7 separate regions of the Mus musculus genome follow, and all the other regions are linked to region 1. A link is a loop called in an ENCODE intact Hi-C map of the cell type or tissue named here. Cell type or tissue: heart. All regions are shown on one strand.

The links. Hi-C counts contacts between places; a loop is a spot of excess contacts. Peaks named below come from ENCODE experiments on the same cell type or tissue, not always from the same donor. Only the 100,000 strongest peaks of a DNase experiment are listed, where the experiment ranks them.
Region 2: a loop joins it to region 1, with 2.6 times the contacts of the local background. A loop is called at or near these places in 3 of 42 quality-filtered maps.
Region 3: it touches region 1 in a loop (2.0-fold over the local background); 2 of 42 quality-filtered maps call a loop at or near these places.
Region 4: it touches region 1 in a loop (4-fold over the local background); 14 of 42 quality-filtered maps call a loop at or near these places.
Region 5: it touches region 1 in a loop (4-fold over the local background); 5 of 42 quality-filtered maps call a loop at or near these places.
Region 6: it touches region 1 in a loop (2.1-fold over the local background); 12 of 42 quality-filtered maps call a loop at or near these places.
Region 7: a loop joins it to region 1, with 2.7 times the contacts of the local background. A loop is called at or near these places in 8 of 42 quality-filtered maps.

Annotation. Positions count from the first base shown.
Region 1 is chr1:153,330,588-153,334,587 of GRCm38, forward strand. It overlaps Lamc1 (laminin, gamma 1), which reads right to left and starts at 2,199. Exons shown (of 28, transcript NM_010683.2): 1 at 1,541-2,199. The coding sequence starts at 1,952. In heart, a CTCF peak has its summit at 1,598 (motif pointing right); DNase peaks (open chromatin) are centred at 2,384 and 3,314; H3K4me3 peaks cover 3,502 bases; H3K27ac peaks cover 2,677 bases.
Region 2 is chr1:153,099,889-153,103,888 of GRCm38, forward strand. The region is part of intron 8 of Nmnat2 (nicotinamide nucleotide adenylyltransferase 2); the gene reads left to right. Among named protein-coding and RNA genes, the nearest start is that of Lamc2, 85 kb to the right of the region's middle. In heart, a CTCF peak has its summit at 1,839 (motif pointing right); DNase peaks (open chromatin) are centred at 1,273, 1,653, 2,603 and 3,153; H3K4me3 peaks cover 275 bases; H3K27ac peaks cover 1,808 bases.
Region 3 is chr1:153,125,584-153,129,583 of GRCm38, forward strand. Lamc2 (laminin, gamma 2) reads right to left here. Exons shown (of 24, transcript NM_008485.3): 21 at 3,374-3,573; 22 at 1,423-1,581; 23 at 1,233-1,332. Among named protein-coding and RNA genes, the nearest start is that of Lamc2, 59 kb to the right of the region's middle. In heart, no CTCF peak of the experiment used is centred here; DNase peaks (open chromatin) are centred at 1,118 and 1,608; H3K27ac peaks cover 1,714 bases.
Region 4 is chr1:153,383,584-153,387,583 of GRCm38, forward strand. The region is part of intron 1 of Gm46246 (a long non-coding RNA gene); the gene reads right to left. Among named protein-coding and RNA genes, the nearest start is that of Gm46246, 11 kb to the right of the region's middle. In heart, a CTCF peak has its summit at 2,246 (motif pointing right); DNase peaks (open chromatin) are centred at 1,728 and 3,298; H3K27ac peaks cover 490 bases.
Region 5 is chr1:153,223,547-153,227,546 of GRCm38, forward strand. Lamc1 (laminin, gamma 1) reads right to left here. Exons shown (of 28, transcript NM_010683.2): 25 at 3,965-4,000; 26 at 2,838-2,996; 27 at 113-212. Among named protein-coding and RNA genes, the nearest start is that of Lamc2, 39 kb to the left of the region's middle. In heart, no CTCF peak of the experiment used is centred here; DNase peaks (open chromatin) are centred at 1,055 and 2,445; H3K27ac peaks cover 885 bases.
Region 6 is chr1:153,263,986-153,267,985 of GRCm38, forward strand. All of the region lies in intron 1 of Lamc1 (laminin, gamma 1), which reads right to left. Among named protein-coding and RNA genes, the nearest start is that of Lamc1, 67 kb to the right of the region's middle. In heart, no CTCF peak of the experiment used is centred here; a DNase peak (open chromatin) is centred at 1,806; H3K27ac peaks cover 3,590 bases.
Region 7 is chr1:153,281,032-153,285,031 of GRCm38, forward strand. All of the region lies in intron 1 of Lamc1 (laminin, gamma 1), which reads right to left. Among named protein-coding and RNA genes, the nearest start is that of Lamc1, 50 kb to the right of the region's middle. In heart, no CTCF peak of the experiment used is centred here; a DNase peak (open chromatin) is centred at 1,790; H3K27ac peaks cover 2,192 bases.

The DNA of each region.
Region 1 (4,000 bases):
TTAAATCTGAAAACGGATTAAGCAAGACTTCAAGGGGATTCAGAATTGAGTACAAAAAAAAAGTAAAACATAAAAAAAAAGTTAAAAATAACTGGACATAAGTTATAGAACTTAAAAACTCTGAAGCTACTTCAAAGGACTCCCAGAGATCTTGGGAAGCGGAGTGCCGTCTGGAGAAAGGCATCTCTCCAAAGCATCACTTTTACACTTCTATGTCGTTCCAGTCCTTTTCAAAACCGAACTCACTCTTAATTACTGAAAATCGGATGCCTCACATTTTCATTTATGAGCTTGTTTTCAAAAAGTTCCATCTGCCTGGTGACTCGTCTACAAAGAAAAAGGCAGCATCTACTACAGAGGCAGTAACACTGCTCTCCTAAAACTTCCTCCACACACAGTCATTTACACTTTCAAGGCACTTTCTCTAAGTCATAGTCTTTCTCTGAAGAAAATTCCCTGATAATATAATATAATATAATATAATATAATATAATATAATATAATATAATATAATGAAGAGCAGTGGAAAGAAAACCCTGAAACCACGATCAGGGGACTATCTGCCTACAAAATATCCCTCTCAAATATCCCAGGGCAACAATCAGTTTTTCACACTTAATGTTGCACAACTGAACACAGCAATGAAAATTTTTCTGCTCTCTTGTCTGTCTCAAAAGTAAAGAAAACATCTCCAGGTGAAGCAGGAACTTTGATCCGTTCAGATAATCACAGCCTTGCTCATCCACGGCTCTGCCATGAAGTCTCCTACTTCAGCCCTCTCCTGGATTCTAAAGCATGCTTGTCTCCACACTTGCTTCGGATCAAAGCAAAAGGGAAGACTATCCAGGAGAGCCTTGGAGCTTTTTACACCGGAACAAAACTGCCCTCAATTACAGAGAGTGTCTTCATTACCTTTCTGTTTTCTCCCAACTAGGATTAGCAGTGAAACAGCTCCTAATTAAGGCTGAACAGCTCTGAAGAACAGTAACTTTAAAAGTGAACTTCCACTTTAATTACACATAGAAATACCGGCGGCAAAGGCATTTGCTCCCCTCAAATTCCCCTATCAAAACTAAGAGCAATCATTCTCAACCCTGGAGACAGACAAACATTTTAAAGACAAGTGTTTGAAAGTGGACCTTCAAGACTCTAATGTAAGCATGCTATGTGATAGTCCTGTCCTGCCAGGATGAGTGTTTCATTAGCGCCTCAGGGTGCAAAAGGGGGTGGGGGGGTGTTGGTCCAAAATCCTAACTGCTGAAATAGAAAAGAATCAACGGAACGAGAATCCGGTTGGACTAGAAAGAGTAAGAAAAAAAGAGAGAGATGCTAGCGTGGGACATGGTGGCCCTCACCGGATGTTCAAAGCGAGATGAATTTTAGAAGTTGGAGAAAGGAATTTCTGTGTGTGGCCCACGCTGGAGAACAGACCGTCAGCACGCGGCTGGACAGGCCCCTCAGGCCGGACCAGCGGCTCCATGGATGCGGCCCCGGAGCTGGACCGTGAGCGAGTAGTGGGGACGGGGCTGTCATCGCTTACCCAGGTGCAGCGTGAGGTTGATGGAGTTGGGGTACTGCACCCCGGCCAGCATAGTCTGGCTTTGCCACCAGGTGGTGTCGGCCTGGTTGTTGTAGTCGGTCAGGAAGGCTGCCCCGTGTTGCAGGTGCTGCTGGCCGGCGTCGCACAGGTGACAGGACTTAGTGACTCCGGTCACCCCAGTCTGCACGCAGTACTCCTCGGGCGGAGTCCCACACGTGTTGGTAGCCACCACGGTCACATTGAAGGCGGCATTAACAAACTCCGGCATGCAGCGCTGCGGCCGCCCGCCCTCATCCGCGCACTCGTCCATGGCCGCCCGGACACAGCCCGCCACAGCCGCCAGCACAGCCAACAGCGGCCACAGCCGCCCCCGGGGCTGCAGGGCCAGCGCGGCCCGCCCGCCGCCCGTCATCCCGCTGCGCGCGGGCCCTCGGCAAAGGCTGGGGTGCCGCGCTGCACTCGCCTAGCGGCGTATCCCGAGGCCGATCCTCCGCTGCGGGCCGAGGCCGGGCTGTGGACCGGGCTGGAGGCCGAGAGCCGGACGCAGAGCCGATGGGTGGGCGTCCGAGCCAAGATCGCGCTGCCTCCGCTACCTCCCGGTGCGCAGCCTGCACTGTGCGCCGACCCCCGACTTCCGAGCGCGCACTCGAGAGCGCGCCCCAGGAGGAAGGAGAAGGGGGTGGGGTCTGCCCGGCGGGGTGGGATCTGGCGGTGGAGAAAACCCAAGGCCGGCCTCCTCGGCAGCTCACGCGGGCCAGGAGCTGCTCCCCGCCCTACGCGTCCTCCCCAGCGACTCCCGGCGGCGGCGGGGGCGGCCTGGAGGGCGGTGGGCCAGAGAAGCGAGATGGGAGGGGCGGGAGCCAGAGGACCGGGCGCGAGGTGGGCGGGGCGGTGGAGTAGGAGGGTGGGGTGCGAGGAGGGCGGGACCGGCAGCAAAAGGGAGGGGGGCGCGAGATGGAAGAGGCAAGGGGTCAAGTGGGAGGACTTCTGGATGGGCGTGACTAGAGGTGGGCTGGGCGAGGGGGTAAGAGGGAGGGGCCCAAGGTGGGCGGAGAGGGAGCGTGAGTGAGGGAAGGAGGGCGGGGCGTGGGGTGTGGGGTGCTGGGCAGTGCATGCTGGGAGGGTAGGGGCTTCGGTGGGTTGGGAACCCTCATCCAGGTCTTGTACCTTAGAGGATCTTGCCCTGGAGGGTATGAGGCTAAGAGGAGGTTCTTAAAGGGAGACGCAGGTGGGTGAGGTGGCCCGGAATCTGTGTTTTTGACTTCATGAGGACTTGGACCCTGGCCCAACCAGATGTCAGTCCTTACGGTATAGCTCAGCCACTACCTGACTCTGGAGCCTGAACACAGCGCAACGGTGCGGTGGCCTGCGTGACCTCGCCCTCCCCAGCCGTCCCGGGCATTGCCTCCTGTATCCCGGGGCAAGCCCTGCCCACGCTGAGGGGAGAGATCCCGAGGTGTCCAAGGGACTGGATCCCTGTGGAACACAGGGCTCGATCTCAGCTTCAGAGTCAATTTTGTGATTTCCTTGCTCTAAATTAAAATGTGACTGTCATTTAACCGGGCAAGGAAGGAAGTGAGAAGGCTGGGAATGGAATGACATTTTCCCCTGGATACGCAGACCTGCTTTGAAATTCTTCCACTCTGTTGTTTGTGTGTCCTAGCTTGCCTTTAAAAGACTCGAAATTATCTGGATTCTGACATCCTCCTCTTCGGACCTGCTGAGTCACAGAATATTGTCAGTGCCAGAATGACTCAGTTCCCAGAGCCCGAGCCAAAAGATCATGCGTTTTAGTCTCAGATCAGAACTACCTGCAGTGCTGATAGGACCAGCAGACAGGGGAAGGGAGGGTGCTGTAAAAATGAACCAGCTGAGAGCCGGGCTTGGCAGCACACTGTGCTAATCCCAACCCAAGATGCAAAGCAGACCAGCAAAGTGTAAGCTCCGGATCAGTAGTCTTTTTAAGATAATGATACTGATAGCTACAAGATGGCCCAGTGGGTAAAAGCACCTGCCACCAAGCTTGGTGACCTGAGTTCAATCTCCAGGAACCACATTCTGATTTCCACACCTGCACCATGAGACTTGTGGGCGCGCGCGCGTGTGCGTGTGTGTGTGTGTGTGTGTGTGTGTGTGTGTGTGTGTGTGTGTGTGTGTGTGTGTGATGATATGACACATAAATAAATAAATGTGAGTTTTAAGATGGGGTAGTGGGCATATGAAATGATGAAATATAACAATAACTAGGTAATGATCGTTAGGGTCAGTGTTAGAGCCACAAGCCCTAATTAAGAGGGCCCAAGCATAATGGACTATTTATGATGGGTAAAGGATACTGTTCAGAGAGCTTTTAATACTGGAATTACTCGGGAATGCATCCACCTGACTTATTGGATGAGATGATGGAGATTAGGTATGCTAAGGGTCTCTAACTCTTTACTCCTTGTAACCCTTTGGAGA
Region 2 (4,000 bases), 230 kb before region 1:
GGATCAAACTCAGGCTGTGTGACAAGCACTTTTACCGGCTGAGCTGGCTTCCCAGACTGTGTTTTTAATTTTAAAGAGAGAGTCTTCCTAATTTTTCTTAACTAATGATCCTCCTGCCTCAGCCTTGTGAGCAGCTAAGATTAAAAGGTGCCTCCCCAGCCTGAGCTCATTCTTTCATTTTGAAATATTTACTGAGCACCTTCTGTGTGACAGCAATTCCGAGTCTACAGCTAGGAGAACAGATAGAAACAAAATATTTGGCTAGTCCTCTTGCTTCCTATTGGGAAAGCCAGACAATTAATGAATCATATTTGGCTGTATCTCACAGATTATCCGATTTAACCCCTATGAGATGGGATCTCTATTCCCATCTTAAAAACATGGAAAGAGGACTGGCAAGGTGGCTCAGTGGGTAAAGGCACTTACTGTCAAGACTAACGGCCTGAGTTCAATCCTCAACTCACGTGGGACAAGGAGAGAACTTCCACATACACAACATAACATGTATACACACACATAACCACATATGTGTGCTTGTGCTCCCGCCCCCCCCCCCCGGACTAAATAAACATAACAATTTAATAATATATACAAAAGGGGGGCTTAAGCAAGTTGAGGCTTGTTCTAGATAGTACAGCTGTTGAATGGTGGAACAGGGTCTCACGTAATTCTTCAGATCCTTTGTCCAGTTAACATGGACCTGCGGAGGAATGACAGACATCCCTCAAAGCAGGCTCAGTGAAGGCACAAGCTGGGCATTGACTCTCGGCCTGGTCCAGGTTAAGCCGTCACAAAGCAAAGAGGTTTTCATGTAGGGAGGAGGCTAGGAAAGACCCAGTAGCGGGCACAAGCCTGAGAGAGGAGATGGCTGATAAGTGAGTTGGTTCTCTTCATTTGGAAAGGCGCTGGCTTTTGATGGAGTGTGCCGAAATCACTGAGTGTAATGATTGCCTGTCTGGGCCATTCTCAGGGTCTCAGCATTTTAAACAAGCAAGAGTTAATGTTTACCTGGAAGGATTAAATACCTAAAGGTGATTTCAGACACCAGAAGTCCGCCAATAGAGACACTCTTTTCTTCCTGAACTTCTCAAAGTCTCACATTCTTTTCATTGGTTGTGCCCTACATGCCTCTAACCAGCCAGTTATGGACTAAGCGGCTTCCTACATCCATCAGCTATGGGAACATAACCAAAGAAAATAAACAGAGGAAGAGCCGGGGGCATTAACCACTCCAGAAGAAATCCCAGGGCCCCCAGATAAATGGAGCAAAGGCAAACGTGGTTATTCAGGCTCAGATGACTTTTTATCAAACTGCTTAACTCCAGCCCGGAAGCAGGAAGCCTGCGCGACTCTTCCAGCCGCGGGGGATTAGATCCCCACATTGCTAAAACCCAAGCTGAATTATCCACAAGAGAAGGACCCCCAGTCCCAGTGATTCGAAATTTGGGGACTGATTTCTGCTCAGGGATCTCGTGTAAAAGGTGCTGTTGATTTTCAGGCTTTTGACACGAGGCCGGAACTCTGGGCCTTCCTTCCCACACTCCCAGTCAAGCTGGCAGCACCGTGGGGTTGGGGTTGGTTTCCTCTGGGAAGCCCCATTGAAGGAGCTTTCGTTTGTTTGCGTTGAGGGCCATCCTGGAAGTGCACTCCTGGCTGCCTGACTAGCCAGGTTGATCACACTAGTTCTGGACCAGCCTTTCCTCCTGACGGGGGCAGAAGCCAGAGCAGTACAGAGGATGCTCTGCTGGAGAGTGGTTTAGACATTCTCACAGACGGGGATTTATAGGGCTCTCTCCCCTTTCTTTACCCTCCCAGCAGTGCTTACAGCTGTATGCTCTAGGGGGCGGTAGAGAGCAAGGATCTGAGGATATCTGGTAAGAGTATTGAATTTATTTTATTTTATTTTTTAAGAGCAAAGTGGTGGGTGTTTTCCTTCCTTTGTGTCTTGGGTTTTTTGGGGTTTTTTTCTTCCATTTTTTAAAAAGATAGGATCTTGCTATGTACCCCAAGTTGGCCTCAAACCCATGATTTTCCTGCCTCAGTCCCTGAGTTCTGGGATTATAGGTATACACCATCACATACCATAAAGTCTGTTTCAACTTGTGGTGTTTTGTTTTGTTTTGTTTTGTTTTGTTTTGTTTTGTTTTGTTTTGTTTGTTTTGTTTTGTTTTTATGAGACAAGGTTTTTCTGTGCCCTGGCTGTCCTGGAACTCTCTCTGTAGACCAGGCTGGCCTCAAACTCACAAAGATCTGCCTGCCTCTGCCTCCCAAGTGCTGGGATTAAAGGCGCACCATCATGCCTGGCTGGAGCTGTGATATTTTTAAACTGAGGAAGTTTCAAGTCTCTAAAATATGAGTCTATCGATGGATCTAGAAGAAGTGTGAAGCAACAAAAAGAGTCTTCAAGAGTGAGCGGCCCAAGAGGGATCAGATTCCATCACTAAGCTGTGATCGCATAGATAGGACAGATTCCTGGAACTGAGACACGCATCTCGGAAGACCGTTGTAAGGATGAGATGTGATAATGAAGCCCCGAGAAGAGTTCCTGGCACATGGCCGAGCCCTTGGTAGATGCTTACGGGTGGCCCCCATGCATCCCTGGCTGCCATCTGCAAAGGACGCAGAAGGAGGCTGGAGCCGCTGATGTGCTGTACGACGAGAAGAAAGTAAGGAGGGTTCTGAGCTCTGATGTAGCGGGATCACGCTGGATCGTACCAGGAGAGCCTTCCAGGCCTTCAGTGCATCTTGAAGGATCTTATTGCTAATGAAGTTGAGCCCTCTGGTTAGAACACCTGAATGTTTGGATGAAAGGCACCATCATTATAATCTGGGCTTCACTTGTTTTACTTGGCTGCTTTTGCCAGTTGCTCATAAAGTGTTAGTCACTACAAGATATGAGTCACTGAGCATTAACTTGCCCATATCCTTCAATACAGTCAAAAATAATCTTTTGTTAAGCCTCTCAGTTTGCATTTTAAAATTATTTTAAATGATGTATTCATTTCTCTTTGGTTTTTGTCACATGTATACATACATATGTTATAGCCTGCTGAGTGCATTTAGTACTGACCACATGGTGTTAAATAACCAATTAGGGCATTTGTCCCAAGGGAAGATTGCGTCACCTCATGGCAGTCATTAATTGCCTGCTGCTTGTCATCCAGAGATGGGGACCCTTGGGATTTCCTTATCCACACTACGTGTCAACTGATGTTGCCATTATTCAAGTCTTTTTTTTTTTTTTTTTTTTTTTTTGGTTTTTTGAGACAGGGTTTCTCTGTATAGCCCTGGCTGTCCTGGAGCTCACTTTGTAGACCAGGCTGGCCTCGAACTCAGAAATCCGCCTGCCTCTGCCTCCCGAGTGCTGGGATTAAAGGCGTTCGCCACCACGCCCGGCTTATTCAAGTCTTGTTTAGGCAGCCGTATTGTTGAGATTTCAAGAGTGCTGCTTTTCTGTCCTACATAAGACACAAACTCTTAGAATCTTCCACCCCTCTTCCTAGATGTTACCTGAGCCTTGGGTGTAGGGGTTGTATAGATGTATGGATTGGGGTTGGGCATGCCATAGTAAGTCCCTCTGTGCAGCCTGGCCAGTTGAGGCTTTCTTTTCCCTTCCCTCCCCTCCCCTCCCCTCTCCCCTCCCCTCTCCCCTCCCCTCCCCTTCCTTCTCCCCTCCCCTCTCCCCTCCCCTCTCCCCTCCCCTCTCCCCTCCCCTCCCCTCCCCTCTCCCCTCCCCTCTCCCCTCCCCTCCCCTCCCCTACCCTCTCCTTTCCTTTCCTTTCTCTTCTGTTCTTCTCTCTTCTGTTCTTTTCTCTACTTTCTTCTTCAAAATAGGATTTCTTTATGTAGCCCTAGCTGTCCTGGAACTCACCTAGTAGACCAGGCTGTCCTCAACTCAGATCCACCTGCTTCTGTCTCTCAAGTACTGGGATTAATGACGTGTGCTACCACTGCCTGGCTTAGTTGTGACTTTCTGTGATGGTCTCTGCAGGTTCTACAA
Region 3 (4,000 bases), 210 kb before region 1:
GTTCTTTAGAATGCTATCCCATGCTGCTAAAATCTTAACTGGGGAGATCTTATCTTTCATCTTTAGAGGACATTTTACTCTCTGGGGCTTCCTGGATCACAAATAGACCCATTAATGTAACAGCACAGAGAATACTGGCCTGTCAGTGATACTCCTCCATGAGGCAGTCAGGCATTGCAATTGTTCTACTGAACCAGTGAGGCATAGCTGGGGTTTCTCCTGGATGCCATGGGAATACGTGACCTAGCTCCTAGTCCCTACCCACTGGAGTCTCCGTTGTTGAGGGCCCCCTATTAACTATTAACTTTAGACTTCAACTTTTTAAACAAGTATTTCTGTGTGCATATACATGCATGTGTGTGTGTTCATGTTCTATATGAGTTCAGGTGCCCATGGAAGCCAGAGAGGGTATCAGATGCCCCTGGAGTGGAGTTACAGATGCCCAGCCTGAGTACTGGGAAAGTAAAGGGGATTCTCTTGAAGAAAGAACACATGTTGCTAGACAATGAGCCAGTTCTGCAGCCCCCAGATTTAGACTTTTAATTAACAGCAGTCTTCTTTGGGTAGTAACTACAGGGAAACCCGATTCCCTGCCATACTGTGCTAGTAAATCTATTCTATCCTAAAATCCATGAATCTCCCCCTCTTTGCACATTTCCTCCAGGTTACTTATCCAGGAGGCTCCTCTTTTCCCAGTTGGTCATAACAGGTATAGGTTTGTTTAGGGAGGAACCTCATCAGATTTAGCAGATGGTCCTTCAGACCAAGGCAGCCCATTGCTCAAGCCTTTCCCTCCCCACTGCTTCTGCTTCATAACTGGCTCCTGTCTGCTTCCAATAGTTCCCACATGGCCTTCTTTGTCTCTAGGCCCCCCAGTCCATAACTTCTCTCTGGTGCAGTGATGTGGTTACTCTCCTCTTTAAGACTGCCCGGGGGCCCCTCAGGCTCAAGACCAGGACCCTCAAGCTGACCAGACTTCTGGGAATTTCCTGGAACACACCCAGTGCTCTGACTCACAGCCCTTCACTCCCAGATACAAGTGCTCAGTGACTCATCTTAGACATGGTAAGACGGAAAATGTAAAGCAACCTGGCCCAAGTGTCTGGGCCCTGAGACAAAGCAGACTTCCAGATGGTCTCAGGGAAAGTTGAGATCCCCTCGCATCCGGACTAAGAATGTCAAGTCCTCTGGGGACAGACCCTGGGCTGGAAAGCTGAGGATGCTCTACAGACCTATGAGGTGTAGGATGCCGTCCAATGTGTTGAGTGTGTCTTGGATGGTAACTCCGGCACTCGTGGCTCTGGCATCAGCTTGCTGGGCTTCAGTAATCACCTGAGGACGAGTGAGTACAAAGGTGTTCTGAGATGTTATTTTTGTCTTGGCAACTAAAGAGAGCGCACATGGAAAGACGCCTGCACTCACCAGCTGCACCGTGTCCTTATCCGTGTCAAACTCCAGCTCCTTTCTGGCCAGCTCCCCCTCCATCTCTCTCATCTCGCTCTTCAGAGTGGCCAGTCCCTTCTCCATGGCCAAGGCCCCATCTGCTGTCACATTAGCTTCCAAGTTCAGACTCCCTATCTCCTGGGAGAATAAAAAGAGCCAGGGACGTGAGGAAAGGGAGGGTGAGGCTCAAAGCATCCCAAGGACAATTGGAGAAAAAAAAACCAAAAAAACATCTGTGCCTGGCTCTGATGGAGCAAGTCAGATGGACAATGAGAGAGTCAGACTTCGGGACACACCCTTCCCCAGGCTGGCCCTCAAGCAAGTTAGTTCAAGGTTAGCTCTCTAGAGACTAGGAGGGTCAGTGCGAAAACACTGGTTCTCTTTCAGTTCGGTGCCTAGAAAATTTCTAACGCAATCAGGAAAGCATTTGAGCAAACCCAGAAGGCAAGAAACACCATTCTCTGACACTCATGGGCTTTATTCCAAAGACTCACCTGGTCTTTGGAACAACTTTACAAGGATTTCCCCAAGACAGTTGTACTTGGAATACAGACCTGGAGTTAACTGTAGTGGTGGGTTTTTGTCTTTGCAGGGAAAAAGTTCATCAATGCCTTTATCAATAAGCTACAATTAAACAGTTGCAGGTATCTTTATGCTTGATGCCATATAAAGGAAGGTTTATGAAACTGCCCTCAAGGGGAATTATTAGAAATTATAGTTTGTAGGTTACCAAGCAGTCTTAAAAGTGAGGTCGAATAGTCTAGATGCCCAAGACCTCTTGACTTCCTGGAGTGGCACCAGCTCCCTAGAAGTCCTTAAGTAAGCAGGAAGGAGGTCACTTTCAGCCGAGAAGCATTCCTTTGCTGGAGCTCTAGGCATAGCAGAGCTGGATCTCAGATCTCTTGAATGCTCGTCAAGCAAGGGACCAGATAGTTCTTATCTCCATCCCTAGCACCAAGCATTCACAGTGCCGGACAGACTAAAATAGGCCCAGCTGAGACAAAGGATATAGAAGGCTGTAGAGCACGGGGATTTCATATCCAGAATCAAAACGCTGATGTCAATTGTTACAAGTTAAATTTACGTCCTAAAACTCATGGTGAAGTCCTAAGGGCTAGGGATGTTTCTCAGAGGGAGAGAGCTTACCAGCACGAACAAAGACATGGTGGATGGAGTCTTTGCTTACACGCTTCTCTCAACTCAGAAGATGGCCTTATTTGAAAACTGACAGTTGCAGATGTAATTAGCTACAGTGAAGTTACACTGGACCCTTAATTCAGTGAGACTGATATCTTCTTATAAGATAAGACTGAGATATGAATATAGTGGCCAGCCTGGGCTACATAGTGAGATCATATCTTGAAGAAGATGAAGGAGAAGGAGAGGAAGATGGGGAGAAGAAGAAGAGAAGGGGAAAGAAGAAGGAGGAAGGAGGATAGAGAAAAGAAGAGATGATAGAGGACTCTGGGGATCACACAAGCAGGGAGTGGACGGATAAAGCTATGCACCAAGGAAGACCAGGATTGCCTGGCCTCCTCTGCAGCTGGCAAGAGGAAAGGAAGAATTCTCCCTGGAGCTGTCAGGAGAAGTGGAGCCCTGGGCGACTAGTTTCTCATCCTAACCTTCCGAACGGTGCAAAAGTCACTTCTATTTTTCTAAGTATTTTCTGATAGCAGCCTTAGAAATCTTCATAGTAAACAACTCTGGGTGTTCTCCACAGTGCTGTTCAAAGGAACATGGAATATGGTGTAATAGCTGCTAGCCAGTGATAGAATCCATCCAGCAGAAGGGTGGGCGTGTAGAGCAGGGCTGCTGTGCCCTCTCCAGGACTCTGAGCCATAGGGGCTGAACTGAGCTGAAACACTCTCTCTCTGGAACAGGGCTGTGTTGGGCACTGCCTGGGGCAGCCCGTATATCCATTTCTCTTTACCTGCTCTATCTCGCTGCTGATCTCCAGGGCCTCCCTAGCTGCGTTCTTTGCCCGTTGGGTGTCGGCAGTGGCGCTCCCCAGGGCCGTTTCTGCTTGCTGGGTCTTGTCACTGGCATCTGCAACCTTCTGGCTAATAGAGGAGAGTCTCTTCATGGCCTCTTCAGCCTCTGCTTTTCTGTCTTCAACCTGCAGATCAAACTCTAGAATGAAGAAAAAAAGAAGAGAAAAGAAAAAAAAAATTGCCACAGAGACAACTGAATGAGAGTGCCTGGTGTTCTGAGGAAAAATTCCTGAAAGGGACCGATTACTAGCTAGGGGTGAGATGCTGCAGCTGGGATTAGCCTTTCTTTCCCAAGAGAAAAAAATCTCAAAGGAGCCACTGAGGGAGCTGTCAGCTTGCCCTAGGTCCCCACCACTGCAAGGATATCAACATCCAAAGTAGACAAAGAACAGGTGACTCTCTTTAAAGACTGAAGATTTAAGTCCAAGCCTGAAGCCAAAGAGCAGAGTTGGGGTGTAGTCACAGAGAGTTGGGTGTGGTTGCAGAGTTGGGGTGTGGTTGCAGTAGGTATAGAGGAACTTTCTATGAAGAGAATCCTAAGTCTTTAGAAATGATTCCCTTTTGTT
Region 4 (4,000 bases), 53 kb after region 1:
ACATTGGACAGTTGGAGATTGATTTTTGCTTTGATTGTGACTGTGCCCTGATATTTTCCCTCTTGAAGGAAGAAACTGTTTTAGTGGAGCCCACAGTTAAGAGACTTTTAATTGTAAAAAGAGTTTGGATTTTAAAAGAGATGGATATTTTAAAGAGATTGAAAATTTAAGAATATGTAAAGACTGTGGGACTTTTAAAGTTGTTTAGATCTTGGGGATGAATAAGAATGTAAGGGTTGAGGCTTACTAGTGATTTGTTTGTGTGTCAAGTTGACAAGGGGTCAATTGTACTGGCTAGTTTTGTGTCAACTTGACACAGCTGTAGTTACCACAGAGAAAGGAGCTTCAGTTGAGGAAATGCCTCCATGAGATAAAACTGTAAGGCATTTTCTCAATTAGTGATCAAGGGGGAAGGGCCCCTTGTGGGTGGGGAACATCTCTGGGCTGGCAGTCTTGGATTCTATAAGAGAGCAGACTGAGCAAGCCAGTAAAGAACATCCCTCCGTGGCCTCTGCGTCAGCTCCTGCTTTCTGACCTGCTTGAGTTCCAGTCCTGCATCCTTTGGTGATCAACAGCAGTATGGAAATGTAAGCCGAATAAACCCTTTCCTCCCCAACTTGCTTCTTGGTCATGATGTTTGTGCAGGAATAGAAACCCTGACTAAGACACCTAGCTTGAAAAGGGCATTTCTAATGTATCATTTTCTTTCTTTCTTTTTAAAGATTTATTTATTTCATGTATATGAGTACACTGCAGCTGTCTTCAGACACACCAGAAGAGGGCATCATCGAATCCCACTGCAGATGGTTGTGAGCCACCATGTGGTTGCTGGGAATTGAACTCAGGATCTCTGGAAGAGCAGTTAGCACTCTTAACTGCTAAGCCATCTCTCCAGCCCCTAATGCATCATTTTCAAAATCTTTTTTTTTTTTTTTTTTTTTTTTTTTTTTGGTTTTTCGAGACAGAGTTTCTCTGTGTAGCCCTGGCTGTCCTGCAACTCACTCTGTAGATTTGGCTGGCCTACAGAAATCTGCCTGCCTCTGCCTCCCAAGTGCTGGGATTAAAGGCGTGTGCCATCCCTATCCACCTCATTTTCAAATTCTTATATTTTAATGCAGACTCATTCTATTTCTGATCCAATAAATTGATTTGCATTACTGCCTGAAGTGTCATGGAAGCGTTGTCTCTGTGGCACAGCCTGGGTCTTTGGTGTGTCCATGGACATAACTGGAGATAGGAAAGTTAAGAATTCCATTTTGCTGCTGACCTGGGGAGCAGGCTGCATCGTCTGAACACACCTATGGACCAATTCCAGTTTTAAGGTCTTTGAACATTTTATGTCACTTAACTATCCCGGCCAGCCAACGAGGTGCGTTCTACCACTACTCCCCATGACAGATGAAGCAATAGAATTTCAGAAAGGCAAATACATTTCTCAAGGTTACATAGCTAACAGTGGGCTGTGTTCACACAGTCAGCCTTGAGTCTGTAGTGACAAGCGTCCTGATGTTCCCTGATGTTCTCTGGATCCCTGTCAGAAGGCATCTGTCTCCATCAATGTCCTCCGGGGCAGCCTTGTCCCTGGGAATTCCAGGCTTACAATTCTGCATCAGGAACAGAGCCGACTTACCTAAGCCTTTCCCTCCAGGAAACACTTCACTTCCTCCAGTGTAATGACCCTCTTCCTTTTCCATACAATTCAATTGGAGACAAAGAGCTGCGATTTGATACCTCCTCCCCTGTGCTGTGGGCGTGAACCTGGGGCTTTCAACATGGTAGTCGGGTTCTGTAACCTGATTTATATCCCAGCTCTTTTTGTTTCTTTCTGAATTTTATCTTTTTATTTTTTAGGTATATCTATTATGTATATGGCATTCTGCCTGCATGTATGCCTGTGGCCCGAGCTGACCTTGTGCTCTGATAGCCCTCCAGGAATACAAGTGAATGCCAGAATGACAGTGCTCCAGCCTTCTAATGCCTTTTTTTTTAAAATAAATTTATGTCTGTGTGTGTGTGTATGTATGTCTGAGTGTACGTATGTCCTTTTTTTTTTTTTTTTTTTTTTTTTTTTTGAGACAGGGTTTCTCTGTATAGCCCTGGCTGTCCTGGAACTCACTTTGTAGACCAGGTTGGCCTCGAACTCAGAAATCTGCCTGCCTCTGCCTCCCACGTGCTGGGATTAAAGGCGTGAGCCACCACTGCCCGGCAGGCACATCCATATTAATGCAGACACAGACACCACAAGAGGGCAGATCCTCTGGATCTGGAGTTACAGCCAGTTGGGAGCTAGCTGCCCCCTGTGGGTGCTGGGTATTGAACTGGGGTCCTCTATGACCAGAAAGTGCTCTTAGTCACTGAGACTGTCTCCAGCTGGTCCACAACGTCTTTAAATGGCATAAATGCACATCCTAGAGTAATGAAAACTCATTTTCTGATATCTTTACCAGGTTAAGAAGAAGAAGAAGCAAGAGAAAGCTCCCAGGAGGACACCCATGGTGGCCCACACCCCAGATCCCAGCCCTCGGAGGACTGAGGCAGGACGGTTTTGACTTTGAGAAAAAGCAAAGTAATCTAGCAAGACCTTGCTTCAAAGTGAAAAACAAAACAAAACAAAACAAAAACAAGCTGAACAAAAGTTTTACTCTAGAGTACTTCTGCAATGTAGAATTATATAAGGTGAATTATGAAGTGCCCTTTCATAACCATGTTCTCTGTGATACGACCGCTCCTCTGCAAAGGCTACAGCTGAATAATGTCTTATATTGTCCTATCCTTTTGTTATGTTTGCCTGGATCCAAATATTTAGCGCGCATGCGTGTCTGACTGACGTGCAATCGCGCGCCTGCGTATGTGTGTATTTGTGCACGTGAGTGTGTAAATTTGTGTGTGTGTGTTGATGACAATTGCCCCATCAATGGCTCTCCACTTCATCTGAGTGAGTCTTCATCGCCGACTATGAAGTCCCGCGTGGGCTGCTAGCTTTTCTTCGGAGTAGCTTTAGTTAGAGATTTAGTTTGTGTCCTTCCTGCCTCTCTCTAGTGCCATGTGCCCTTAAATAGTAGGGCAAGCCTTTATGTAGTTTATACAGAATGAGATTTAAAACCTGTATTTATCTCGAAAAGAACTGAAAAAGGAAGCTAAACAAGTATGGAGGGGTCAGCACAGGCCGTCAAAGGCTGAAGCCTCAGCAGAACACGGAGCCGCAGGTTAAAGTGCTGGAGGTTAGAAGTCTGAGCTTGCACAGCAGACTTCTGAGTCAGAGCTGGAGCAGGAATGCTTCACTGTGCCCAGCCCTTTGGGACTGGGGCTTGCATCAGTCCCCAAAGCTCTCCAGTGCCGCCGTGTGGTCAGATGCAGGAGCTACATGTACTAGAGAGCCGTTCTGAAGCATCCCACCTTCCAGGAATATCTGTTGTTAGAGTTCGGGCAGAATGAAGACAAAGGAAAAAACTGATGTGCCAAGACGAGGAAAACATAGATTATTTAGGAATCTGTTGCTAATTGGAAAGATTTTTGAAAGTTTTTAAAAATCTGTTTCATTAAGAAAACCAAACAATAAATCCAGTCACGTTTCCCAACATTCTCTGGTATACCTCTTCAAAACAATAAAAAGGAAGTTTCCACCAAACAAAACTTCAAAATTCCAAACTCTCCACATGCACTCGTTATGTCTTCTCTGGCAAATGTAAGCTTTGTGCAACTTTTTATGGGCTTAGGGTGTAGCTCTGTTGTTCTAGACTCCAGGAAGCCCTGGGTTCCATGCCCAGCACCAAATACAATGGCTTGGGGGTCGCATGCCGATAAGCTCAGCACTCTGGAGGTGGAGGTTCAGAAATGCAAAGTCATTCTCAGGTATGGAGTGAGTTGGGTGCTAGCCTGGGTAACATGTGATCCTGTTGCAAAAAAAAAAGTTATCAAATAGTAGAGATTAAAATGATATATTAATGGGATTGATGAGATGATGGCTCAGTGGGCAAGAGCACTAACTGCTCTTCCAAAG
Region 5 (4,000 bases), 110 kb before region 1:
GCTAAACAAAACATTAATATGAATGCCTTAATGATGCTTTTAGAGAATGTGACTCTGCATCAGTGGACTCAGCCCTGCAAGCGGTGGCTGCAGCAACCCTTCTGTTACTTACCTAGCTGATCCAAGAGGTTGTTCAGCTGGCTGAGGAGGCTGCTGACAGAGTTTTTGGCCTTTCTGGCATTGAGCTCAGCCTCCTGAGCAGCCTGCGAAGCCTGTAGTGGAAGAGGATAAACAGCATGAATACTTCGGACTTTGTGTTTTCTTCTTCTCTAAATATTTTCCTCCAGTGCACCAGCAGGTCTATTTTCAGATGTGTTTCCCTTGAATCAGAGTCGCTCTCACTGCAGGGTTTTTGGGGGTGGTATCTTCAGGTGGAGGATGTTATTTCTACTGCATAGTACAGTATATGCTTTTTGTTGTTGTTTTGGTTTTTTGGTTTTGTTTTGTTCTTTAAGACAGAGTTACTATGTAACCTAAGCTGGTTTCAAATGCAAGGTCCTCCTGTCTCAACCTTCGGAGTGCTGGGACTGTACTACTGTGCCTGGGTACCCCTAATGATGTATGCAGTCAGAAAACCAATACTATCCCATTTTCTCCCTTCCCCTCACTTGAGAACACTTTGGGGCAAACACATGATAAAATGGATTAAGTAGAAACAGGTTATTTTGTTTTAAGTTCGAGTTGAATGTAGGAATTATTATTCTAGAATGTGGATATTCTCAGGGCCCTCATTATTAGAGATGTTCTATTCTTGGAGAGAATAAAAGCGAGGCTTTTCTGAAAATTCTCTGTCAACTTATAAAAACACCCACACCCACACACGCACACACACACCCACACACATACACACACAACAATGGATATTTTCAAAGCCAACCAAAGGTAAACATACTTGGGAACGTTCCATGAAACCTGAACAAACACACAGAGCGTGAGTCACAGGATGCAGTGGAGGAAAAGGAAACATCCCTGTATCAGAAAGCAGATGCTCTCCCGACAAACCCAAAGCAGGACAGAAAGGAGTGGCTCTGCACTCCCAGTCACTAATTATTTTTCCTAGTTTTGGGGTCAGGACAAAGCAAACATTTGGGGATCAAAACATTGTGGGAATTTTAAAAACAGAAAAAAAAATTTTAAATTCAGTTCCAATTGCAGCTGTTCTCGGAGCCCATACAGGCTTCCTGCGAGTTTCTGGGACTGGGACACACGGCTGGAGCCCATACAGGCTTCCTGCGAGTTTCTGGGACTGGGACACAGAGCTGGGCTGTGTTTAACCTGTGGCCTTTGGTATCTTCCAGAAAGAATCACAACCTGTCTGGTTGAAGAAAATGTTACACTCAGGTAAAACTAGCTGAATGGTGGCCTTTCAAAACTGATAGAGTTACAAAAGAGTACAGAGAAGGATGGCTTGCTGCTCTCAAAAAGATATGGACCAAAAATAACGAAAGAAAAACTTAGTTTTCCCTCTTTGAAGTAAACCCAGATCCCTTTTTGGAACTGGCAAATCTGTATCCTTCGCTGTTTTCAGTGCTTTAAATACAATGCTCCCGTCAGAGTGCACCCACAGGGCTGGCAAGATGGCTGACTGGGAAAGAGGACTCACCACTAGGCTTGACGACCTGAGATCGCATGCTAACATCCACATGGTGGATGGAAAGAACCAACTCCCACTAGTTGTCCCGAGACCTCCACATGTGCCTTATGGCACGCATGCATCAAAAACACATGAAATAAATAAGTAATTTTAAAAATGAAGTACAGAGAAAAAAGAGAAAGACTAACGATTGCTTCATGGTCCTTTTCATTTGAGCCTCGCTTTGCATAAAAAAAAATCACAGAACAATCCAACACAAAGTTTAAAATCTCAGCTCTTTAACTAGGTGTGGTGGTGCACACCTTTAATCCCAGCATTTGGGAAGCTGAGACAGGAGGATTTCTATGAGTTCAAAGCCATCATAGTGCACACAGAGAGCTCCAGGTCAGTCAAAGCTACATAGTAAAACCACCCCGTCTCAAACAAACAAACAAACAAACAAACAAACAAAAACAAACAAATAAATAAGCCTCCAAATGCAGCTGCCTGTACAGCTGTGTACAGAACTGGCATCATTCCCACAGGCCTTGCACTTTGTCCCAAAGTAAACCCAGCTCGAGGCCCTGTGTTGGGGGCTTGGGAAAACTGGGCTTCTTCCTGCCACTGCAAGGGTGTGAGCAAACAGGCTGATATACACTGTCCCTGTGACTGCAACACAGAACAGGACAGGGACAGTCACACTACCACCCCAGGAAGTTCTTCTGAATGCAAAATACAGCACCGAATGAACAGAGCTGACCCTCATTCCCCACTGCCCCGTAGAGTCACAGATTAACTCTTCCACGTGGCGTGAGACGTGCACGTTACCACAGGCTTCCGTGCAGTGCTACAGAGTGCCTCACCAATGTCTTATATAACAAACTGGCTTCTGCCTCTAGTGAGCGAGCAGCTGGGAAAACTGGGAATGAAATGAGCTTTTCATTGCAATCTCCTTTTCTAAGTTATTTTATCCCGTGTAGGAATTATCCATTCAAACTACGTTAAAAAACATCACATACCCACAATTGCATTCTGTTCTGTTCTGTTTTGTTTTAAGTGTTCTGGGACTGCAGCTGTGCTTTGGTATGGGGGCAATTGTGCAACATCAATACCTGGCAAAGGAGTCAAATTCTTTGTCTTCTACGCAAGCTACTGACCCAATTCTTGAGGAAGAAAATGCAATACAAACGGAAACTCACAGGAATTGGGCATCGGGTGGGGGTGGGGTCCTTCCCAGTGAGCACCCCTGACCTCTGCCTCTTACCATCCCTGCCATCATCATGTCCTGGTCGGCATCATCTTGCTTCTTCTTCAGCTCATTCTCTGCCTCCTCCAGCTGCCTCAGCATACCATTCACCTCATTATCCAGATCTGTAACTTCCCCGAAGGTTCTTTCTGCGTCCGCCTTGGTACTGGTGGCATTCTGGGTACAGGAGAAGCAACGGTCGGCAGAGGCAAGCCAAAGCTCCTAGAGCAACCCTCCCTGTTCTAGTGCACATGCGTACTCCCTTTTGTAATCTGTAGAATGGCTCAGGGTGCAGTCCAGAAAGAATGTCACAATGACAGTTACTATCACTGCTCAACTCGTTATTCATTAGGTTCTCATTAAAAGAAAAAAAAAATCACTGTCAAACACAACAGCATTTTATACAGTTTTTTCATTGTGCCCTCTTCTTTACTGTTGAGAATTCCCTGTCCTAGTATAACCATGTTTAGCTGAGGTCACACACAGACAACAAATAAAACTGTAACTGTGAACCCTTTCCACTGCAATGCAGTTACCACACTTGACTGTTCTTGTGAGCTTAGCATCATCTACCAAAGACTACATCCTGAAATATGAGCATCTCATGAGACAGAATCTATTTAAAACTGACCCTTTCAAAGAAATTAAAATGGTCTGTGATTCTCAAAACACTTAATTTTAAAACAAGCTCTAATCTTTCGGTAACATAAAAAAGCCGGCCTGAAGAAATGCCTCTTTTATAGCTCTGGCTGTCCTAGAACTCACTTTGTAGACCAGGCTACCTCTGCCTCCCAAGTGCTGGGATCAAAGGCGTGCGCCACCACACCCGGTGAAGAAATGCCTCTTTAGCGTGAGTGAAGACAGCCTCTGTAGTGCTGGCCACAGCAGCTCTATGGAGGGTCTAGAGAACGTTTATGCAGGGAGAGAGCAGGAACCTTGGTGGGCGGGGACTATGATGTAAAAACCACCCCCTTCACAACTCAATCCAACACCCAGACAGTAGAAAGTCCTCTTCCTGGTTCTCTTTCTTCGGTCATTGTACTTATTCTCATTAGCATTGAAAAGAAAAGAAACAGACAGGGATGGTTCCAGAGAGTTCTGTGTGCGATGTGCAAGCAGGAGCTGGAGAAGATGGAAGTGCTCACCTTCTGCACGGCGCTGGCAATCCTCTCTGCCTCATG
Region 6 (4,000 bases), 67 kb before region 1:
GGACAATCCTGCCCATCTGCTCTTGCATACCCTTGACCCATTATAAAGTTCTAGGAAGCGTAAAGCAATACTGTAACAGAGTTTATGAAGACAACTCTTGAACCAAGGGTTTGAACCTATTCAGACAAGGACCTAACTGGCCCAGGGGCTACTTCGTAATTACACTCACAGAAGAACACTCCACAAATACAGGCCTCCCTAAGGTACCCACATAGCACTTTTCCAAGCAGGTCACACACAACAGTTTCTACAGCTCTGTTGAAAGAACCATTGTCTCTGCTAAATCAAAATATGGCAAGCCATGAGGATGAGATTGTTGTATAGTATGCATGGTATTCCAGAAACTTACTATCTAAGACATTCCAACAAGGCAAACAGTTGATTCTGCACGGGAGTAGGTGGCTTGGGATTCTACTGGGCTTCCACATTACCTTGCGTTTCTTCTTTTCCTACCTTTCTGACATCTCTGTGCGTTTTAGCACCCTGACCTATGGCAGACACCTTCTGAAATAAGTTTGCATAAAAGACCCCTCATGTGTCCATAGCAGCAGAACACCCAGAGAGCTACACAAGGAATGGAATGGAGGGGCCAGGGCATGCAATCATCTGTGCTACTGAGACTATGATGCCTGTAAATGATTGAGACTTGAGGGCTCCCATGTCTGCCTCTGCGTCTCCTTCCCCCTGCCTGCCCTCCCTCTATCTTACCAGATTTCCTACTCTTATTGGTCCGTCTTATAATTCAACTCTGGCAAAGTGAAAACTAATTCAATAATAGGTGGATAGAAAGTAAGTCCAGGTTCTGATTTCCAATCCAGTGAGTCTGCCACGCTATCATTTCATCATGGGATCGATCAATCAAAACAAGACACTATGGCTTTGAGGAGCAGGAGCCAGATCAAATGATTGAGGAAATCCTAAATTCTGGATGCATCACCTCTTGTTCAGGCATAAGAAGACAAGCCATCCGTACACCCAGCCTTCAGAAAATACTTAGCATCTGAGAGTTCTGCTGCCCTTCTCCCTCCCCTGCCACATGTTCCCCTTAAAACAAAACCCTCAAGTGCAGATGTTTAGAATGGAACGCTCAAAATTAATTCCTATGTTCTGCTCTGAATCCTACAGTCCATGCTGGCTGAAGAGATGGAGAAGGGGAGGGGGCTGCCCGAACAATGGGGATGCAGCCATGCTCCCAGCAGGGCCAAGCCAAGGAATTCTGCTGCAGCCTCCTACGTGGTAAAATATTTCTAATCTCCCCGAGTACGGAGAAGCTCTTCCTGTCTCAGAGTTGGATGCAAACACTGACTGCCGGGGAACATAAACGTCTCTCTGTTATGTGCAGTTCAGAGAAATTCCATGAGGACCTTGTGAAACAACTGCCTGTATAGTTTACTGATGAATGATAATGGCCATACAGAACTTTCCAGGATTCCAAAATGCCTTCCAAGGGCTGAATCAGAACAAAAGAAGTTCCTTCTAAAGAACCAAATTAGGTGCCACGGGGCTCACTATTGAACTTACAGGCTAACTCTCTAGAAATCAGAAACTGAACTCTCTCTCTCTCTCTCTGTCAAGTCAAGATCAAGAACGTTAACACTAAGAAAGCTGTAGAACAGTCAATTAGAGACGGTGTATGTTTAGGCTACTAACTAGGCCTCTCCAAACAGTTAACACAAACAGTAGACGCAGAAGGCCACTGTTTGAAAACGTTCTCAGGGTTGTGAGCAGAGAGTTCCCAGGACAGCATGTCCAGCTGTGCACCAGCTGCCACTGCTGCACCTCAGAGATGACTGCACACAAATACAACGCCACCAGTCCACACAGTCCAGAGCCAAGTCAGGGCCGGGTTTGGGATCTTCAGGCCAACCCATGAGAAAGCACTGGGACAGTTAAGCACATCCAGGGTGTGCTGAGGTGACCCCAGCAAGTCCAGAAGAGTCATCCCTATGACTGAAAGCTCCGTCCTTGAGGGCCTGGGCGAAGAGCTGGGTTCTTCCTACTGCCGTAAGCATCATCTTTCAAATAAAATGTTGAAAGAGAGGAAGGAGAGGAAGAGGAAAGAGAGGGGCAACCAATTTCTTCCCCTTAGATTTCAGCAACTGTTCATAGTCTTGCCCTTTGTCAAGTAGCCAAATACTATCAGAAAAAGGGCACAGGCCCACAGAAAGTACATTTAAATTACTACAATTTTACAAATGGGATAACCTTGACAGTTTTCTAGCAAACGGTAATTTTCAACTAAACTTATTATAACAAATACAATGGAGCTTTCAGTCTGAGAAAGTCTCCTCTCAAAAGCATGGCCCGGGCCTTCAACAGTCTTATGTTCCAAGTGTGTGTGATGAACACATCCCTTCACATTTGTGCTACGCTATAACCCAGACCTGCTAAATGCAAAGGCAGAACATGGGGGGCCAAAGTATTTAGAGTTCTTTTGTAAGAGTTGGTCTATACATCAAAGGCTACTTATAAGAACCATGGTATATGTCAGCATGGAGCTAAGGAGAAGAACATGTTTTGAAGTGAATGATATGGTTTTGGAGATAAAAACATCCCAATTTCTAAGAAAATTAGATTTTTCCATAAAGTATCAAACTTGAAGTTTTGGTGAAGGCCACAATTCTGCCCTCTCCCTGCTATTCCCCCTAAAACCACCTGGTACTATCCGTCCCTACTGCCAAGGAACAGGTCTCCAAAGGCTGCATATTCTTTAGTAAACTGAAAAGCCACACTATTGTGACTCAGCCTGGTTATTAAACATGGCTGTCTCATCAGACAGCCACTGCACAGACCGAGAGACTTCTTAACTAATACTAAAATGTCAAGCATGCTTGGAAGGTCATTTAAAATAGGTGCAAATTACCATTAGAGACTACCATTTTCCATTACTAAACATCAGATATATTTATCTTAATCTGGGTACCTCCTCTGCCACTTCACGTTATAGCTTCAGCAAAAGAGATTAGATTACCAAGTGAAAAGCCAAGCCAAGAACTGGCTGGGAGCATGGCTGATTAACCCAAGCCTCATGCTTACAAGACTTAATACAAGCCCTGATTCAGGCTAGTGGGTCACAACATGCCTGAAATCCTTTAGCCGAGCTAAAGGAATGAGGCTGGTCCTTCCTCCCACTCATCTGCACACTCAGGGAAAAAAAAAACCTACTCACTCTGCTAAGCCAAGTTCTAGCTGTGGGAACCGACTGACAGGAGGGAGGCAGACAAAGAAGGCAGATGATTAAATTTACTGAGCGAATAAAGTAAGCAAAATGTCAGTGATGCATACGCTGGCTGCAGTAGAGGGACTTGAAACATGGGAAAGAGAAAGAAAGAAGACACCAGAATCTGCAGGTCTGTATGGCTCTATGCTGTCTTGTCTGCACAGAGGATGAGCATCAGTAAAGGATTCGTGAACAGACAGCCTGATGGTAAAACCTTTCCAGCATCTAAGGATAGCAGTGTAGTACAAACCAAGACCAACTCCGATAACCAACCCCACCTGATCCCCACAATACACGGAGCTGCAGAAGGCTAAAGAGTGCAGCTTTGTTTCTTCATTAACTATTTAGTCAGTGAATGACCCCAAAGCTCACGGTGACAAACTTCTGAGAATAGTCTAACCTTCCATTTTGTAAGAATACCTTTAACTGGTTGTTTCTGTAGGTCCCAATGAACACGTTCCCTTTCAACTCCCCACAACCATGTTCCGCTTCGCTTGCATCTCTCATCTATATGAGAAATTCCTATAAAACCACGTATGGCTCAGTATAAGATGGCTTTCTCAGTTTTCATGGTTGTGCGTTCATTTCTTACCACAGCTACCCACTAGGTCAGAGTTAACACTCCTCACTGGTCCCAAGAGTCGTATAGATCCAAATTCTTCCATTCACTCAGCAAATATTTACTGAATGTTAATATGTACCAGCTAGTCAATATTCTAAGCATGAGGCCACAGCAGAAAGGGAGATCCATATGGTGCCAAGCAGGTGGAGTTCACCGTC
Region 7 (4,000 bases), 50 kb before region 1:
ACTCCAGTTCCAAGAGGTCCAACACCCTCTTATGGCCTCTGCAGGCACAAGACACACAAGTGACACAGACAGACTTGCAGACAAAACACTCATACGCATAAAATATAAATAAATCAAACCTTAAGCTTTAAAAAGAACCAGTCTTTCTTTACTTAACATGTCACCGCCAGACTGAAATTCACAGGTTCTATAAGAAGTCAAGAACAAAAGATACGACACACTTCTTGCTATGGATAATCTTGCTGAACAACTCATAATTTGTAATCATACCTATAATTTACCATTCCATCAAAAAGGATGCAAACTCACACAAGGAAACAAAAAAGCATAACACAATGTTTAAATATTTTTTTTTAAAAAAATACAATACTACAATTAAATACACTTGGGAACTTGACTGCCCTGAACTAGTCAGTTTCAGACACAGTACAGCGTCACTGAAGGACAGGGCACTGAGGTGGGGAACACAAAAGTGGCTTCTTATGAAGTCAGCACTAACACCTACCTAAGCCTCCTCTGTCCAGAGGACTCCAACTACCCCGGAACCCAGTGTAGAAGGAAAATACTGCATAATTATTCTGCCGAATACTTCAAAAGCATCCATGCTCCCGAGACTTCAGTAATGAGAGACGTGCAGGGCTAATTAGGTTTGAGCTTGTTTTCATTGTTAAAGTCCTTTCTTCTGCTCTAGACAACAGCAAGCCACCCTGCTCCCCTAGTGTGTCTTAATAACACCAGGTACAGACATTTTTAATTACAATGGTTCTTTCCCTCAAAGCACTGCCTTGACTTTAAAGGTCATGATGAAAAGATAGCTAGTTACCTGGTAACAACTAAAACCACCATACCCTTCCTTACCTTGTGGGACATAGACGAGAACTAGTTTTCTGTTTCAATAGTGAGAACTAGTTTTCTGTTTAAATAGTTAAGGTGAGGTAGTAACGGTAACATGGACATGCTGGGATACTGTCATGGGTGAACCTGTGATGTCCCCATGGGCTCATGTTCTGAATACTTGTTCCCCAGTGGGTGGTAATATTTTAGGAGGCTGTGGGGCCTTAAAGAGGTGGGGTGCAGCTTACAGAGGTAGATCACTAGGTGAACCTTTGAAGATTACACCCAGCTGCTGGGTTCTGGTCCCAATTCTGCTGCTGCTGCCACCAACTCTAACCCTACCCCACCCCCACCCCCCACATACCCTCAGCGTGTCTTCCATGACGCTGCACAAAGACCCTATGAACCACAAGCCAGAAAATGTCCTTCACCCCTGAACTTTCTTCTATCAGGAATTCCACTGTAAGGACACATAAGCTAACAGGTGTGAGAAAGGAACTTTTTTTTTTTTACACAAGTAATTTTGCAAATGTTATTTTCTGTACAATTTTAACAAAGCCTCCATACTAATGACTGAGCCCATATCACTGGGAAACACACCCACATGATAAACTGTGGGAGATGGTTGAGGAACATGGAAGGCAAATAAATGACTGACTGTTTTGATGCAGGGTTTGATAAAACAAGGACTGGACATACTGTCTCCTCTTAAAGATGGACAATGGTCCAAACAAAGGGGGTTGTATAACAGCTGGTACTCTCCTTGAGGAAAGCCATGACTCAGGCTCAGGATTTCTGTTCGACTGCATTCATACAGAAAGCATCCCTCCTCCTCTCCAGGTCCCTGTGGACCACAGTCTTCTTGCCTGACATCCCCACTTAAGACTGAGGGAGTTTGAGCAAACCACACCTTGTGGCTCTCTCTCCTCATCCTGTCATCTATCGGTGAGCCCCACATGGACGACAGGCTGCACGATGACGTTAAGGGTGTGCTCTGTAGAAAACAAAACTGCCTGCTTCCCACACACAAATGTCATTACAGACTGGGAATACTCCAGCCTTTCCTAAACTACAGGATGATGGAACTTCAGAGCCTAAGAAGTGTTGTACTAGCCGGGCATGGTGGCGCACGCCTTTAATCCCAACACTTGGGAGGCAGAGGCAGGTGGATTTCTGAGTTCGAGGCCAGCCTGGTTTACTGAGTTAGTTCCAGGACAGCCAGGGCTACACAGAGAAATCCTGTCTCGAAAAACCAAAAATAAATAAATAAATACGAAGTGTTGGACTTCCTGCCTTCAGAGCTACAGCAACAATGCCATATGAGCAACAGAGCTGTGTGTACACTCAGGAATATTCAGCAGTACATATGACTCATACTACGTGTGTCTGGTTTTAATAACTACACAACTAATTTTAATTAAATTTCTCATTAAAATAGGAAAACAAAGAGTCCTTTCCAACACTCTAAGTAACGCCAACACAACTTTGACCCAAATCAGATAAGGATAGAAGTATAAGAAAATTACAGGCCAACGTAGCTTGTGAATAGAAAAAAAATTAAAACCTTGCAAATTAAACGCGGTAGTAGTTAATTTTCAGTTTGGGGAATGTATGCTTGTTTATTCTAATGTATGTAATTCTTTGGTTGCTTTCCATTCCACAAGCAACTTTCATAATTTTTCTTTCTTTTTTTTAAAAAATAATTCATTCACTTTTATTTTATGTGCATTGATTCTTTCTTTATACATAGTAAACAAAGCTATGTTTACAGAAAATGTCTAATAATTTTTATACTTGAAATGTGAGTCTTCCTCTTTTTGCCTATTGTTCTGCTGGTTTTATGTCATTTTCCATTTTCTCTTACAAACCCACTTTCCTTATGTGTTTGACACTGAGTTAAAACACAACCCCCACACACGCATATATTATCTGAGACCTAATATACTCTTCCAAAGAAATGTTCAATTCTTCTTTTTTTTTTAATGTTCAATTCTTTATACCATGAACTGGGAGTAAAACCAGACTGGCTCAACCTTAATCCAAGGTGACGACTTGACTGTCCTAGGCTGTACACATGAAGCAAAGATGGTGTGTTTCTGTCCTCTTTACCACGATGCCTACCTGGGAAAAGCCTTGAACTCTGGATTTCAAACCCTTTGCTCTATGGGGTTGTCAAAACTTTTTGTAGTTAAGAAAATGTTTTTCAAATTGGAAAATGTGCCAGGGCTTATTTTTGTGGCTCCCGCCTTTTGGGAGTTTGATATCCAGAAATTCCCATCCATTTTGTTAGCTCTTTGAGATCACGTCCCCCTCAGAATGATTGTTCTCAGGAATCTAGTTGAATATAATCAGAAACAGAGCCGAGTTCTCTCTGGGAACATGTAAAAAGATAACACATGCTGAAGCTGGCCTAACTCTAGAAATGGATGGTTGGTTTACACTCTTTGAAAACATGGCATTTGTCTTTATAAATTAAAGTATATAATCAGTTCAGTAGATTCAGAAAAGGACTTTTTATCAATATTACTTAATAATAAAAGCCCTACTTTATTAAAGCAAAGATTTCAAAGAAAACTCCCTAAATCTAACAAAAGGTCCCTTTAAAGTGAAAAAATGTTAAGGACACCTAATTTTTTGTTTGTTTGTTTTGTTTTTTGAGATAGGGTCTATGTAGCACAGGCTATCCTAGAATGCACTCTGTAGTTCCTAGACTGGCCTTTCACAGAGAGCTGCCTACCTCAGCCTCCTGAGCACTGGGATTTAAGGTGTGTGCTATGATGCCACACTGACATAACGTTTTGTTGTTACCCTGAAGATCTAGCCAGTGCAGAAAAACAAACTGAGAAAACAGGAGTTGAGCTGAGGGTGGTGGCTGGTGCCCATAATCCCAGCCCTTGGGAGGCTGAGGTATGAGCAATGTTGAAGGTTCAAGGTCAGCCTCAGCTACAGACGGGACTGCCTCAAACCCTCCAAAGAGTCTAAAAAGAACTAGAAATATTTACAGTCATCAAACAAAAGATGCTCAGGCTTTTTAACCTGTGGGATACATTTATAAAACAATAAGATACCAATTTATACCTATGATTGATTACAGGGTATCTCTTGAGCTAACCGTGAGTCTTCACTGTGTTCTGATAAACATAGCACCCCGTATTCACCCCAGCTG